3 separate regions of the Homo sapiens genome follow, and regions 1 and 3 are each linked to region 2. A link is an interaction called in ENCODE POLR2A ChIA-PET data of the cell type or tissue named here. Cell type or tissue: GM12878. All regions are shown on one strand. Each heading gives the region's core, and the rest is flanking DNA. Links, peaks and the distances in the headings are about the cores only.

Region 1 (5,524 bases), core at 1-5,000, 63 kb before region 2:
CGATGTACCTGCATGGGTTCCTGAGACTTGCCTTGCAGAAGCGGCCTTCCAAGTCACCAACTCTTGAGAACTCCAGAGAAAAACAGCGCAAACACGTGGGCAAAAAAAAAAATCCTGGTGCCTGCACCAAGTTCTTCTCCCAAAGTATGTTTTACTCACATAGGGCAAATTTCTGTCGCGGACTCAGCTGCCTTTAGGAGAGTAAGGATTTGAAGGGGTACAGAGAATGCTGTCAGTGTCTAAGGAGGAAACCCTGCCTCACCTATTTCAAATCTTGACTCTGGTTTTCTAAGCAAATTTATCTTAGGATACAAAGCACACATTAGAGCTTCCTTCTTGCCTTAATGCAATTAAATTTGCAGCCATTCTGCAGAAGAACTGAAGCTCTCAGGTGAAAAGAAGCCTTAAATCATGCCATGATATATGTCGGGGGAGGGAACATTTGGGTATAGGTATTTTCCTGAAGGAAGAGAAAGGGTTGAATGTATTGGCAGCTGAGCTGTCCCTTCAAGGGGATATTGTGAAACAAGCTCAATAAAAACCTCTCCCTCTGAAGCATGAAATGTTCCCAGAGGGGACAGGAGGATTCCTTTGGTGCTATGATGCAACCTCAGGTCATGTGCTCGCACATGCTGGAGCATTTTCCTGAGTAACCTGAGGAAAATGTGGCAACAGAGAAAAGCACTTGGAAAATACACGCAGGAGGCAGGTAGTGTTCACCTCCCTGGTTAAAGGAAAGGCACCCCCCACATGCTCACAGGAACTCTCCCTCCTGCCCCTCCTCTTCCCCTACCCCACTTCCACCCCAGGGGCCACCGGAAGCAGCAGCAGCAACCCCGGCTCCTCATCCCCTGCCGTGATGTCTGCAAGTGGCTCTGGCTAGAAGTGGTGCTGGTGAAGGGCTGTAGATGAGGGTCTCTTCTCCAGCCTCTTCACGTGGCAGGAGTGACAGAACAGGTGGTCCTCCAGCGGATAACAGCGGTGGCCATCTTCATCATTGAGCTCCAGACCACAGTCCTGTGGGGAGGCAGACATGTCCAGGGGAAGCAAAACAAAACAGACTGCAAGACTGACCTGAAGGCCACAGTCCCCAAAATCAGCAGAGGGTGCTGTGTGTTTCTGTATAGGCAGGAAATGCCAGTGCAGAAACACAGCTCCTGCCCCGTGGAGGCCTGTCCAACACAGGAGACACTGCCACAAGGCACTTGCTGTGAACCACTTAAAATGTGCTGTCAGTGTAAATGCAGATTCCGAAGACTTAGGACAAAAAGAGGATGTAAAAATATCTCATGGGAAAAAGGAATGAGATCATGTCCTTTGCAGGGACATGGATGAAGCTGGAAGCCATCATTCTCAGCAAACTAACAAAGGAACAGAAAACTAAACACCACATGTTCTCACTCATAAGTGGGAGTTGAACAATGAGAACACATGGACACAGGGAGGGGAACAACACACACCAGGGCCTGTTGGGAGGTGGGGGTGAGGGGAGGGAACTTAGAGGATGGGACAATAGGTGCAGCAAACCACCCTGGCACACGTACAACATATATCTATGTAATAAATCTTCACACGTATCCCTTTTTTTTTTTTAGAAGAAATAAAATAAATTGTGGAGTTACAAAAAAAATCTCATGGGTAACTTTTTTATATTGATTACATGTTCAAAAGATAACATTTGGATTTTTTTTTCTTTTTTGAGACAGTCTCCCTCTGTTTTCTAGGCTGGAGTGCAGTGGTGCGATCTCAGCTCACTGCAACATCCACCTCCCCCGTTCAAGGAATTCTCCTGTCTCAGCCTCCCAAGTAGCTGGGATTATGCACGCGCCAACACATCTGGCTAATTTTTGTATTTTTAGTAGAGACAGGGTTTCACCATGTTGGCCAGGCTGGTCTTGAACTCCTGACCTCAAGTGATCTGCCCTCCCAAAGTGCTGGGATTACAGGCATGAGCCACCACGCCCAGCAGGATTTTTTACTTTTTTAAGACAGGGTCTTGCTGTGTCACCCAGAGTAGAGTGCAGTGACACGATCCTAGCTTCCTAAGTAGCTGAGACTATAGGCACAGCATGCCTGGCTAATTTTTGTATTTTTAGTAGAGACAGGGTCTCACTGTGTTGTCCATGCTGTTCTCAAACTCCTGGGCTCATGTGATCCCCCTGCCTCGGCCTTCCAAAGTGCTAAGATTACAGGCATGGGCCCATGCCTGGCTGGATATTTTGAACCGAATAAAATAATTAATCTCACCGGTTTCTTTTAACGTTTTAATTGTGACTACCAGAAAACTTAAAATGATACATGACTTTAATTTGTGGCTCTCATAATTCTTTAACGTTTTAATTGTGACTACCAGAAAACTTAAAATGATACATGACTTTAATTTGTGGCTCTCATAGTTCTTTCTTTTTTTGAGACGGAGTCTTGCTCTGTTGCCCAGGCTGGAGTGCAGTAGCATGATCTCAGGTCACTGCAACCTCCACTTCCCAGGTTCAAGCAATTCTCCTGTCTCAGCTTCCCGAGTAGCTGGGACTACAGGCGTGTGCCACCACGCCCACTAATCTTTGTATTTTTAGTAGAGATGGGTTTTTGCCATGTTGGCCAGGCTGGTCTCGAACTCCTGACCTCAAGTAATCTGCCGGCCTTGGCCTCCCAAAGTGCTGAGATTACAGGCGTGAGCTATCGCGCCCGGCCCCTTATATTTCTTTTGGATAGCACTGGTCTAGAAAATGTGGAGAGGCCTGTTGAGCAAATGTCCTCACCTTTTTCTCCTGCAGTGACCTGGGGCACCTGGGGTCCCAGCAGCAATGATTCCCACCCATTTCTTCAGTGTTGGCAGTGGGACAAGTCTATATGAGGGACACCCCCATTCTCTACCCACAGGGTCACCAAATGAATCTAATCTCCTTCCATGGGTGAATTCACTTAATTGTGGCTGAAATTCCATGGTCACCCTTCACAAGGGTTGGTGAGGGGCAACCTCTAGCTTTCCTGACAGTCATCAGGTACTAGTGCTCCTTCATCTTGGGTTGGGACAAAGGGCAGGAAGGGGCAGGCGGACCCCACCCGCCTTCACACCACCAGCTGACATGCCTGTTTCCAAGAGGGGCTTCATGATTTCCAGGGCTCAGCTGAGAAAGGAGCTTCAGGCAGATAGAACAGCCTGCAAGCTGGAGGGGAGGGAGTCCCTTCCCCAAATCGCACACCTGCCTGACAATGTGGCCCGCAGATAGGACCTGAAACCCATGCTCTCCACGACCCTCCTAGCTCTGCAGCTTCAGGGAGAGCAGCTCCAACAGTTGCAGGACTTGATAGTTCTGAATATGCAGAAGAAAGACCTTTATACCTTGAGCATTTCCATCTTCTCCTACCTCCCCCAAGAACCAGCCTTCATTCCATTTCCTACAGAAGCTCTAGAGGGCTGACCCTTGCCAGAATCTTGTTGACTGCCTCTTGCCCCAGTCAACGCAGGATGCTTTTCTCTTGGATGTCTACAATGGGCTTTGGGGGCTGGGTGGGGAGGGGTCTACCTCGCAGTGGTAACACTCCACGTGGTAGTCTCTGTCCATGGACACGACACGGATGGTCTCATCTGAGCCCTGGGACCAGAGAAAAGCAAGAACACATAGGAGAGGCCTGTTAGGGGGGCTGTCGGGCTTGATGTACCGTGGGGTGGGGAGGGAAGAGGGTTTTGGGGGTAACAAGTAGGTGGCCTTGGGAGGAGAAGGTAAATCAGGAGTACTTACTGGAAGAAGAATACATTTAAGCTGATGAGAGGGGAAGTAGGAGGGATAGGAGTCCTTCCTTCTAGAATGTCAGAGTTAACACTGAAAGAAAGACCTACATGGACACTTATTTTAAAAAATGAAGAAAAGACAAGCCTTTCTCCTCATCTGCTAATCTAAGAATTAGTATCAAGTAAGGGAGTTTGACCTGGTTATGGGGACAAATCAGCACAAGAAGGGTACTGGGTTGGGGAAGCCAGTCAACAAGGAAGGGTGAAGACACGACTTATCTCAAAGGTGAAGTGGGGTTTTTTTTGGTTTTTTTTTTTTGGAGACAAGGTCTTGCTGTCACCTGCTGGAATGCAGTAGCACCATCATAGCTCGCTGCAGCCTCAAACTCTTGGGCTCAAGCAGCTAGGACTACAGGCACATGCCACCACACTTGGCCAATTTTTAACAATTTTTTGTAGAGATGAGGTCTTGCTATGTTGCCCAGGCTGTTCTTAAACTCCAGGCCTCAAGCAATTTTCCTGCCTGGGCCTCCTAAAAGGGGTGGGATTACAGGCGTGAGCCACTGCACCAGGCCAGAGTTGAGATTTTTAAAAGGATACCTTAAAAGCTGTAAGGACAGGACATGGATCTTGTAAATGAGCCCAGGGAGATATTCATGTCTTAGAAGCCCCTGGGAGCATGTCTGGAAGGGCATCTTACCTCAGGTGGAAGGATGGGAAGCCCACAGGCTGCACACTTGGGGGCCAGCACCCTGTGGGGAGAAACAAAGCAGCAATAAATGTTGCTTCTGGGAGCAAATTCCAGAGTCAGACTTGCACTTGGAATCCACATGGAGCCTTCCTCCATGCCGCCTCCTGCCCCTTGCTCTCCTCCCTCATAGAATGACTGGTACCTGGCTCACTTTGTGGAATATGCCTTAGTATTTGCTCCCCAGCTGCAATGAGGACACTGGCTGCCTCTCACTCTTCTGGGGACAGCACTAACTGATTTGTTTACACCTCTCATGGTGCCTAGCACAGGCCCAGGCAAACCAAGAGTGGTAGGAACCAGCACTGCATAGGGGCCTTGTGAAGTTAGGTAACGCTGAAGCCACAGGGCTTGGTGGATTCCTCCCGAGGCCTAGCTACAAATATGATTATTAGTTTTTCTGTGCTCTGTTGTTTTTTTTTTTTCACTAAACATGATTCTTTAACCCATTCCTGTCAACACTGGCATCGACCAACCTCCCAAGGTCCCTGCTGTACCCCTCAAAACCATTAAGCCTTTGCTGGACTGTGATCTAAGGGCGGCTGGCAAACACAGTTTTGTCGGTTTCCACCACTCACTCTGCTGAGATCAGCTTGGCCTACACGAATGGGTCCTGTCTGCTCCCATCCCTTCTTACTTGTGGTAATCTCGGACACAGTAGATCTTGTTCTCTGAGTCCACGGTGAAGGGCACCCCATCCAAACACTCATTACAGATGACACAGCGGAAACAGCCGGGGTGGTAGGACTTCCCCAGGGCTTGCAGGATCTGGAGCAGAGACCAAGACTCAGTGGGGATTATAGGGAAGGATGAGATGGTGGAAGGGGAGAGGAACACATCAGGCCTAAGGATTACATGAGCAGTCACACACAGAGTACACTTACCCCCGAGTTTCACCTAGGAGAAGAGCAAGAGGTGATGGGGTGGGAAAGGCAAATCTGTTTAGATGAATACACAGAAGAGACCACACAGGAATCCTTCTCCTGCAGCCTCTCACAGGGTCTCTGAGCTGGCAGGGAAAGAGGGCTCCTTTCCAACCCTCA
Region 2 (5,629 bases), core at 245-5,244:
AGATTTCACCAGTAGGCAATAGATCCATGTAACAAAAGTGCACTTCTCCCCCCTAAATCCATACAAATAAAATACAAAATAAAATAAAAGGTGCCCTCCCTGTACCATGAGAAAACAAACACTCTTCAATGGAGAGTAACAGCAGAGAAAATTCTGTACAAACAGACCTTGTTAAAATAAGGCTTACTTTCCTTTAGCCTCCCCACATAATTTGGTTACTTTCCCACAAATGCCTCTCTTTGTTCAACCTCATATAAACACATGTATGTTTTGCCACTGCTTTGGGTCTTCATTTGTTTATGAGGGCTCCCGTGTCACATAGAACTTTTATTAAATGTGTATGCTCTTCTATTTACCTATGTCAATTTAGTTTTCAGACCCCACCAGGACCCCAAGAGAGAAGAGGGGAAGTTCTGCTCCCCGACATCCTCTATTGGCCCAACTTTCACTAAAGTCCCCAAATCTACAACAAAGTTAATTTTAGTTCACTCAAATTCTTTAAAATTAAATATCTATGTGTAAAAGAAAAAAAAGTCTATCCTAACAGTGATTATCCCTAGAGTAGGATGATCGGTGACCTTTCCAATTTTTTTCTATACTTTCTGACTTTTCTACAGTTAGCTGTGTTTAAGGTTTAAAAAACGGCAAAAAAAAAAAAAAACACCCAGGAATTTATTTTTTATTTTATTATTATTATCACTTTTTTTGAGACAGGGCCTCATTCTGTTGCCCAGGCTGGAATGCAGTGGTGTGATCATGGCTCACTGCAGCTTTGACCTCCTGGGCTCATATGATCCTCCCACCTCAGCCTCCCCGGTACCTGGAACTATAGGCACGCACCACCACGCCCAGCTAATTTTTTTATTTTTCGTAGAGACAAAGTTTCACCATGTTGCCCAGGCTGGTCTTGAATCTCTAAGCTCAAGCAATCCCCCTGCCTCAGCTCCCAAAGTGCTGGGATTACAAAGTGCGTGAACCACAGCACCCGGGCAGAGGATTTCCTTTTTTTTTTTTTTTTTTAACTACAGGTGCCCGCCACCACGCCCGGCTAATTTTTTATATTTGTTGTAGAGGCTGGGTTTCACCATGTTAGCCAGGATGGTCTCGATCTCCTGACCTCGTGATCCACCCGCCTCGGCCTCCCAAAGTGCTGGGATGACAAGCATGAGCCACTGTGCCCAGCCTAAGAGGATTTCTGTACTAGAGAAAACTGGTAAAAGCAAAAACAAAAAAATGTTTTTTAAATCAAACTCTTAAGAGAGCAAAGAAGCAAAGTAAAATAGTGATGGGCTCACAGCCCATCACTATCAAGAAAGGAATAAAATATCTTGTGAAGATAATATTTTAACAGAGGAAATTGGGAGGGTATCAGCCAAGCGTTGCCAGCTCAGAGAACAGGTGGCTTAGAAAGCAACAAGTAAAGCAGGGCCCCCAAGAAATTCTAAAAACAGCTGGAGAATCAGAGGAACTTTCACACTGCTGTGGGAATGCTAAGTGGCACGGCCACTTTGGAAAAGTTTTTGGCAGTTGCTAAAAAAGTTATACATACACCTACTCCATGATCCAGCAATTCTACTCCTAGGTATTTACCCAAGAGAAACGAAAGCCTGTGTCTATACAAAGACTTGTACATATAAGGTGCAGTGGCTCATGCCTATAATTCCAGCACTTTAGGAGGCCAAGGCAGGAGAATCACTTGAAGCCAGGAGTTCAAAACCAACCTGGACAACATAGCGAGATCCCATATTTACAAAAGAAAAAAACAAACAAAAAAAAAACCCAAAGTCTTACACAAAAACAATCCTAACAGACTTATTCATAATAGCCAAAAATGAAAAAAAAAAAAAAACCTCAACAGGGAAATGGAAAAACAAATCTTGTGGTGTATCCATACAATGTAATATTACTCAGCAGTAAAACAAAAGCACAATTGATAATGCAAAAAGCCCAGTTGATAATGCAACAGCATAGCTGAATTTCACAGATATTATCTGAGTGAAATAAGCTGGACAAAGGAGTACTATAGTTGATTCTCATTATTTGGCAAGAATACTGAATCAGTCAATACTGAACCACTGCTTCTGGCAGAAATACAGGGTTAGGTTTCTGAAAACTTCTGACCACAACACTTTCATCAACTGATGAATATATGACCTTGTTTTATGTGTGCTTCTATTTAGAGACACCTTCCTTAGTATATATTGTTGATTCATTAACATCGAACCCTCAGCCAACAGCCCTGTAGCTCGTGCCTGAAGAAAGCTTCTCTCATACATATTCTCGTTGTAAAGCACATCACAGCCCTCTTGCTCTTAGGAACACTAGAAAGCACTCCAGCACTGTGCCTGGGGGCCATTTGAAACAGCAAAATCATCAACAAAAACCACAAAAATGCAAAAACCATGGCACTAAATAGACCATGAAAAGGACACCTGTTTACTGCATGACCTGAAACAAGAAGGCGGAGCGTTGCCTTGTTCGACTTCAGCTGGGAAGATAGGCGTCAGGGGACTCAAACTTTTCAGCACTCTGTTATATCTGTGAATGATCACAAAAGAACTGTGAGTATTAATTTTGGGGTTACAAATAAATTTTAGCAAGTAAGCTGATTCACAAATACAGAATCTGTGGATAATGAAGATCAACTGTATATAAATACTATATGAATCCATTTATATTACATCTTAGAATGGGCAAAACTAATAAATGATTTTAAAAAATCAGAATTGTAGTTGCCTGGAGGTGAGCACTAACTGGAAAGAAGCATGAGGGAACTTTCTGGGGATGGAACTATTCTATATCTTGATAGGAATGTGGGTCACACAGGTGCATGCATCTGTCAAAACTCACTGAACTACACATTTCTCTGTATGCAAATACAGCATTTTGAAAACAATTCCTAGACACTCCTCCTATCAAGAAGTGAGAGTGTGGAAAGGCTTGTGAATGCTTAAAGTAATAGAGCACAGCAGAATGACACTAAATGACTTCCAGGCATTGAGCCTGACCCCAAGTATCCAATGCAGACATCAAATAGCCTGCAAAAGGCCTGGCACAGTGGCTCACACCTGTTATCCTAGCACTTTGGGAGGCCGAGGTGGGAGGATCACTTGAGCCCAGGAGTTCAAGACCAGCCTGGGCAAGACAGCGAGACCCTGCCTCTACAAAAATTAACAAATTAGCCAGGCATGGTTGTGCATACCTGTGTTTCCAGTTATTCGGGGGGCTGGGATGGGAGGATTGCTTGAGCCCAGGAAGCCAAGGCTACAGTGAGCTAAGATGGTGCCACTGAACTCTAACCTGGGTACAGAGTGAGAATTTGTCTTTAAAGAGAGAGAGAGAGAGAGAGAGAGAGAGAGCGCGCACCTGCAAACCATGACAGAGCTGGGCAGAAGCCATGCTAGCTTCCTCAACACCACCTCCTTTCTTTCTCCCTGCCTTCCTCACCGCCTCCCACCAACTTCACTTCCTCTGCTCTCTGGCTACAAATTTGGGCAGAGATGCCTCTCCCCACACCTCACACACCCACCGTCAGGCATGGGCAACCCAGAGAGGTGGCAGCTGTGTGCTATGGGTAGAGGAGGGGCTGCCAGCTCCAGTCCATTCATGGCTTCTAACTGACCTCTGTGGCTGGCCAACAAAGAGCCTCTGTGTAAGTCCCTGCCACCTGCAAGCAAAGCCTCAGTGATGTCAGGACAAGCCTCAGACAAACAGGCCTTTGCAAGCTGCCTGGAAAGCCACCTCCCAGCCTGCCCCTGCATTGGCCACAGGCTTATTGGGAGGCCCATACCCAGGAAAGGGCTCCATAGCCTACACAGAGGGATAGGACATAGGCATCCCAGTAGCCTGTGGCCCCTGATGAGCCAAATCCCAAACAGCCTTCCTCCCACCTCTTGGGACAGGAAACACCATCGTTCACTTCTCTACCTCCCTCAAGGGGATGGGCCATCTCTTTGGGCTTTCTGCCTGTACTTGCTAAACTGAGTGTATTTTTTAAGGCGCTGGAAAGTTGGCTCAGCTGCAATGACCACCTGCTCCATCAAGCCCTGTGCACACAGCAGCTTCGGACCCCAGAGCCCCCCTGCTTCAAGTGGGAACGGATTCGTTCTAAGGCTGCGTGGGAGCAGCCTGCCATCCCTTGCATCAGGCATTTGGCCTCAGTGGGCTCACTTGGTGGTTGGCAATCATGAAATCAGCCTCCCTTGAACAAATGATGATCTTTTTGTTTAAGCATTTGTGGTTCTGAACAAATCGATTGGGCTTGGCTTTCAGATGGGACAAGGTAAAGACGCTTCCATGCTTTTGAGAAAATGACAAAGCAAGAGAATGTATACAGCAAACGACCATGTGTTACAGCCTGTTCTAAGTGCTTTGTAAGGCACAGCCCTGCCCAGCAGAAAAATATGCAAGCCACGTGCGATTTTACATTTTCAAGTATCCATACTTAGGAAGTAAAAATAGGTGAAACTAATTTTAATGTTTTACTTAGGCCAATATATCCAAAAGTCTCATTTCAACATAGAATCAATATGAAAAATATTAATAAGCCACTCTTTTCTCCATACCAAGTCTTCAAAATCCAGATGTGCTTCAAAAGCACATCTCAGTTCAGAAAAGCCACCTTTTGAAGTACTTCACAGTTGCACGTGGCCAGTCTCCCGTACTGGACAACTTAGATCAGATACTAGCTAATTCAGTCCTCACAACCATATGCACATTTTACTGATGGGGAAACTGAGGTACAGGGCTGCTGAACAACCCGCCCAAGGTCTCACAGCTGTTGGCAGAGCTGGGGGGTGGCAGATCCAAAGCCCACGTGCTTATTAGGCTTTTCATTCCCACCAACAGCTCCTCAAATCAAAGCCACCATGCATGCCTGCCAGCATGTCTCCCTGCTCCCTGCCAAACCTGCGCAGGCCTTTGGTGAGCTAGTCCCTGGAACTCTATAAGTTTCTATCCAGATAAAGCATGTATCCCAACCCTTTCTGGCCCCTCTAGTCCTCAGCTACCAAAGGCATCTCCTACCCACATGAGAGCGCTCATCTGAGTAACTCTGGTCAGGGTGAGGGATGTGGACAGCAGCCCAGTGCCCCTGCCTCCCTACCACGTCAGTGTAGGGTATGGATTGATGCCAGAATGTGTGTCCCAGCTAAAGGCACTGACACTCAGGAGGAAGTCAGGGAGTATCTGCTCCCCACATCTGGCCAGAGTGTACACATATTCATTCGAGAAGTCTTTTTTTTCTTGAGACAGAGCCTTGCTCTGTTGCCCAGGCTGGAATGCAGTGGCACAATCTCGGCTCACTCGCCTCCCGGGTTCAAGTGATTCTTCTGCCTCAGCCTCCCGAGTAGCTGGGATTACAGGCGCGCGCCATCATGCCTAGCTAATTTTTGTAGTTTTAGTAGAGATGGGGTTTCACCATGTTGGTCAGGCTGGTCTCGATCTCCTGACCTTGTGATCTGCCCACCTCGGCCTCCCAAAGTGCTGGGATTACAGGCATGGGCCACCGCACCCAGCCTCATTCAGTAAGTTTCCACTGGGTACCTGCTGTGTGCCAGGCAGTGCCTTGGGCCCTGGGGATACAACAGTGAACAAAACAGACAAAAACCCCACTACCAAGGAGCTCAGA
Region 3 (5,629 bases), core at 231-5,230, 84 kb before region 2:
GAGACTCAGTCTCAAAAAAACGTCAAGCAAATAACAAGAACCAAGGCACTTTTTAATTCTAGGAAATTAAAAACATTTAATTTATAATTTTATAAAATTTATATAAATTTATAAAAACAAAACATTTTTATAAAGAAATGTAATTATGATACACCATGAGGCTTCATTTGAACCACAGCTACATAAACCAGAGCCCAGCCTAATATGAGCATTTTTTTATTTTTTTATTTTTACCATTACTGCTACTATTATTTTTTTATTTATTTATTTATTTTAATTATACTTTAAGTTTTAGGGTACATGTGCACATTGTGCAGGTTAGTTACATATGTATACATGTGCCATGCTGGTGCGCTAGATATGGAGTAAAATACCAGAAGTTGCTTAAAAAAGTAGATGCCTCTGTTATTATAAGCTTTGTATACTACTTACTTTTAAACCGTATACATAAGATTGAAATAAAAATAAGATTTAAAAACTGTATTACAGGCCAGGCGCAGAGGCTCATGCAAAATCCCAGCACTTTGGGAGGCCGAGGCGGGTGGATCACAAGGTCAGGAGATCGAGACCATCCTGGCCAACATGGTGAAACCCGTCTCTACTAAAATACAAACAAAAAAATTAGCTGGGTGCGGTGGCACGTGCCTGTAGTCCCAGCTACTCGGGAGGCTGAGACAGGGGAATCGCTTGCTTGAACCCAGGAGGTGGAGGTTGCAGTGAGCTGAGATCACGCCACTGCACTCTAGGCTGGTGACAGAGCAAGACTCCGTGAAGTTAGGAGTTCAGTCAAGACCAGCCTGGCCAACATGGTGAAACCCTATCTCTACTAAAAATACAAAAATTAGCCAGGCATGGTGGCAGGCGCCTGTAATCCCAGCTACTCAGGAGGCTGAGGCAGGAGAATCGCTTGAACCTGGGAGGCGGAGGTTGCAGTGAGCAGAGATTGCGCCATCGCACTCCAGCCTGGGGCACAAGAGCGAGACTTTGTCTCAAAAAAAAAAGTATTATAACAAAGTATACAAATAAGAGTAATTATGGATCAAGGTAGAGATGTCTCGCTCAAAAGTCCTGAGGCCTTTGCTTGATCTTCTCTCTCTGAGAGATGCTGTTGGAATCTAAATTGCTGATGCTGCCATCAGGCTATTCTGATAATGTCACTGAAAGTGGTATCTCTAGGCTTAAGAATTGGAGCAATGAAAATGTGAACAGTGACTGCCAGGGAATCAACATTTCTAGGGATGCTCATTAGAAGTAATGACTCACAATTCTGTTAACCATAACAGCAGGTATCATCCTAACTCACGGCACCTACATATATGCCCTTACTGTTCTCTTCCTCTCATTTCCCACCACTTTTGTATTGGTCTTAATACTGATCTGAAGCATAATTGTTTTATGTAATAAATTTTATTCTATGTTTTATGCTTCCTGGGCTTCATTTCAAAAGCCAGTGAAATTAACTTTAACTCTCTAGCATTTAAACCGTCAAAAACAATTAAGTAAACATTCAGTGGTATAATTTTTCCTGGTGTGTATTGTTTTATTGCTATTTTTGTGTTTAAATCTTTACCAAACAAGCTATCATATTACTTATTTTATGAAATGGATTTCGGAAGACAAGATTCGATCCAAGAAGATTATTTGGTCATTATCTATACTGTTGATAACAGATCTCTAAGGTTCAAAGTAATACTGTATACTAAAAAGGGTTCTGGTCCTATATAAACTATCTGGTGAGGTGATTAGCCTCCAATTCACTATTAACTCTAACTGAACAAGAATCCTACCAAATATCTGTCAAGACAAGGGGATCCCATACCTACCCAGAGTTCTGGTTCCCATTAATAAGACACATACTATGGAAGATATATCAAAATAGCATAATACTTGTATAATAATTGCTCCTATTTTGACTACCTTCATTCAGTTCGTCATTTTGCTTTTAAGGATTACTGTCCAAGCATGGCATAAAAAAGAAAAAGTGGTTGGATACAGTGCTCATGCCTGTAATCCTAGCACTTTGGGAGGCTGAGGCAGGAGGACTGCTTGAGCCCAGGAGTTTGAGACCAGCCTGGGCAACATGGCAAAACCCCGTTTCTACAAAAAATGCAAAAATTAGCCAGGTGTGGTGGTATGCACCTGTGGCCTCAGCTATTCAGGAGGCTGAGGTCGGAGGATCACTTCAACCTGGGAGGCAGAGGCTGCTCTGAGCCAAGATCGCACCACTACACTCCAGCCTGGGCAACAGAGCAAGAGCCTGTCTTAAAAAAAAAAAAAAAAAAAAAAAAAGGAAAAGAAAAGAAAAACAAAGCAGGAGGATCTTGAGGCCAGGAGTTTGAGACCAGCCTGGTCAACACAGCGAGATCTCATCTCTACAAAAAATGTTGAAATAAAAAAAAAAGAAAGAATCAACACTTAGGTTGCTTCCTCCTTTTTGACTGTTGTGAATAATGCTGCTATGAACAGGGGTATACAAATCCCTCTTTGAGACCTTACTTTTAATTATTTTGAGTATCCCAGAAGTGGAACTGGGACTAAAAGCTAAATGCAACAAAGGCAGTTCTGGTATTACACTTAATACAAATGCATTTAATCTTATAGTCACCTGGGATTCAACAGCTCTTAAGAGTGTTTTTTAAAAAATTAGTCTTGTTAAATTTTAAGAAAAGCAATATCTTTAATTATAATATTAACATCAAATATTTTTATTTTCTTTCAGTGTTGGCATTGCGATTTTCTAGTGTCTGAAAACATTTATCTCTCATGTAACATTCACGTCTTATTTCAGACAACTGATCTCTTTAAAATCCTGTCAAATCAATGAGTAAAACTGGCCCACTACAAAAACATTACTACTTACCAACCTCATACCCATTAAAATGGCTATTATCTAGAAGGAAAAAAAAAACAAACCCAGGATAGAAAATAACGAGTGTTGGCTAGGATGCGGAGACACTGGAATCCTGGTGCTTTGTGGGTGGGAATGTAAAACGGTGCAGCCACTATGGGAAAACAGTATGGTGGCCCATTAAAAATTAAAAATAGAATTCCCATATGACCCAACAATTCCACTTCCGGGTATATACTCAAAATAACTGAAAGTAGGGTTTCAAAAAGGTATTTGTATACTCACATTCATACTGGCATTACTCACAATAGCCAAAAAGGTGGAAGCCACCTATGTGTCTATTAACAAATGAACAAACGAAATGTGGTACATACATATAATGGAATATTATTCAGCCTTAGAAAGGAAATTCTGGGCCAGGCACAGTGGCTCAGGCCTGGAATCCCAACACTCAGGGAGGACGAGGCAGGCGGATCACGAGGTCAGGAGATGGAGACCATCCTGGCAAATGCAGTGAAACCTTGTCTCTACTAAAAATACAAAACAGTAGCTGGGCGTGGTGGCAGGCACCTGAAATCCCAGCTACTTAGGAGGCTAAGGCAGGAGAATTGCTTGAACCCAGGAGGCAGAGGTTGCAGTGGGCCGAGATCGCACCACTGTACTCCAGCATAGGCAACAGAGCGAGACTCCATCTCAAAAAAAAAAAAAAAAAAGGAAATTCTGACACATGCTACACAATGGATGAACCTTAAGGACATTATGCTAAGTGAAATAAACCAGTCATAAAAGGACAAATACTGCCACTTCATGAGGCATCTAGAGAAGTCAAATTTATAGAGACAGAAAGTAGAACGGTGGTTGCCAGGGGCTGGGAGGATACAGAAATGGGGAGTTGTTTAATGGGTACAGAGTTTATTTTTGCAAGATGAAAACGGTTCTGGTGATGGATGGTGATAACGGTTGTACAACATGAATGTGCTTATTGCCCCTGAACTGTATACTTAAAAATGGTTGAGATGGTAAATTTAATGTTTTATTTTACCACAATTTTTAAAAATAATGAAACCACTATTTTGCATAGGAGCCACAGTGATATGTCATAAAACTGTAGCAAGAACATATTCCCTCAAAAATCTTACGTAAAGAATTTGGCTGGGTGCAGTGGCTCATGCCTGTAATCCCAACACTTTGGGAGGCCGAGGCAGGTGGATCACTTGAGGTCAGGAGATCAAGACCAGCCTGGCCAACATGGTGAAACTCTGTCTCTACTAACAATACAAAAATTAGCCGGGCCTGGTGGTGCATGCCTGTAGTCCCAGCTACAAGGGAGGCTGAGGCACAAGAATCACTTGAACCTGGGAGGTGGTGGTTGTGGTGAGCCGAGACTGCGCCACTGCACTCCAGCCTGGGCAACAGAGTGAGACCCCATCTCAAAAAAAAAAAAGAATTAAATCAAGGTCTTAATGATCAAATTTAATACATCTCTGGTTGAAAAGACAGAGGCACAACACTTTACTAGGTTTGGTGAGCAAAAAGAAAACAACTTAGTAAAGAAGGATCCCCTGCACATACTACACTCATAGGCAGAAGGTGCTCCTACCTCCCCCATTCATCCTCCCTTTGGGTATCTCCTCACTGAGCCCTCCCTGGTTGCCTCTCCTATAGCTCAAGTTCATCACAGACTCCCCAGGGGCACAACCCAATTCCAAACCAGTTGGTGTTTCTAGAAAGACTCATTCTAATGCTATCCTCTTTCTCAAAACTCTGTGTTCCCACCTATATCCTATTCCCTGAATGCCCTAAAACCCATTCTCTCAACCAGACTTCTTCACAGGACTAGGTCCAAATTCCACCTAATCTGAAGCTCTAATCCACAGCACAATCTACCAGAGCCCCATATCTTCCAAAGAATTCTCTTCTACCAGCATGTTCTGGTCCTAACTCAGCTATGTATGCCCAGCCCTAAAATATTTCAGAGTGCATAAAAACTACCAGGATAGCTAGTTAAACTTGCAGATTTCCACCGCTCATCCCCAGAGATTTTCACTCAGTAGGCCTAATGTGGGGCCCTGGAATACGCACTTAAAACAAGCATACCAAGTCATTTGATGTAGCCTAGCACTAACCTAGGCTAGCCACGTGAGCCTAGGTAAGCCTGAACTAGCCTGAACTCCCAGCCAACTAATGCTTTGGATACAAACCCCATATTGTCTGTGCTAAAACTCATGAGAATAATCTGAGCTGCCCTACACCCTTCCCTCCACCGGGAGACTTCTGTGAATAATATGAATGTTCATTATATTGAACAGATTATATGTGTCTGTATCACAAGGTAGCTTAGGTTACATCTGTTTTCAAGGTTGGATCATATCTGCCCTGACTGATGACCTCACAGTTATGAGACTCTTTTAAAAATGGCAATTTCCTGAGGAAACAGTACTCTTCAGAGGCATGCTGCAGCCTGATGCAGTAACTAAAGGATTCCCTGCCTTACACCTAGTTTCAACTGACCTTTTAAAAGAAAAAGAAAAAAAAAGAAGAAAAAATGCTTTAAATGTATCCAATAATTTTGCACCTCTAACTTTCCACTGAACCTTTTAGAAAGTTATTATGAGCTTGAGGTCTGAGGGGCCTAAGAAGTGCCCAAACCACATTTGATGTCATTTCCCTGCAAAGGAAATGTGACACCTACGCCGAACTGCCAAGGTATTTTAGCTTATATACAGGGATAGATAAGCTTCTTAAAAATTACATTTCCAGTCTAATTATTTTGCAATTTCA

What was found. ChIA-PET counts read pairs that join two places held together with the same protein. Peaks named below come from ENCODE experiments on the same cell type or tissue, not always from the same donor. Only the 100,000 strongest peaks of a DNase experiment are listed, where the experiment ranks them.
Region 1: POLR2A ChIA-PET joins it to region 2 with 5 read pairs; 4 of 35 experiments call an interaction of 5 or more read pairs at or near these places.
Region 3: POLR2A ChIA-PET joins it to region 2 with 6 read pairs; 5 of 35 experiments call an interaction of 5 or more read pairs at or near these places.

What each region holds. Positions count from the first base shown.
Region 1 is chr3:45,672,415-45,677,938 of GRCh38, reverse strand. LIMD1 (LIM domain containing 1) reads right to left here. Exons shown (of 8, transcript NM_014240.3): 5 at 5,119-5,249; 6 at 4,434-4,485; 7 at 3,528-3,596; 8 at 1-1,017. The coding sequence ends at 880. Among named protein-coding and RNA genes, the nearest start is that of LIMD1-AS1, 14 kb to the left of the region's middle. In GM12878, for the core only: no CTCF peak of the experiment used is centred there; no DNase peak of the experiment used is centred there.
Region 2 is chr3:45,609,801-45,615,429 of GRCh38, reverse strand. The region is part of intron 1 of LIMD1 (LIM domain containing 1); the gene reads right to left. Among named protein-coding and RNA genes, the nearest start is that of LIMD1, 18 kb to the right of the region's middle. RefSeq lists a silencer at 203-302 and enhancers at 2,532-2,581, 3,639-3,708. In GM12878, for the core only: no CTCF peak of the experiment used is centred there; a DNase peak (open chromatin) is centred at 2,359; H3K4me3 peaks cover 1,411 bases; H3K27ac peaks cover 2,836 bases.
Region 3 is chr3:45,693,930-45,699,558 of GRCh38, reverse strand. All of the region lies in intron 1 of SACM1L (SAC1 like phosphatidylinositide phosphatase), which reads right to left. Among named protein-coding and RNA genes, the nearest start is that of SACM1L, 7.3 kb to the right of the region's middle. RefSeq lists an enhancer at 5,275-5,414. In GM12878, for the core only: no CTCF peak of the experiment used is centred there; no DNase peak of the experiment used is centred there; H3K4me3 peaks cover 504 bases; H3K27ac peaks cover 917 bases.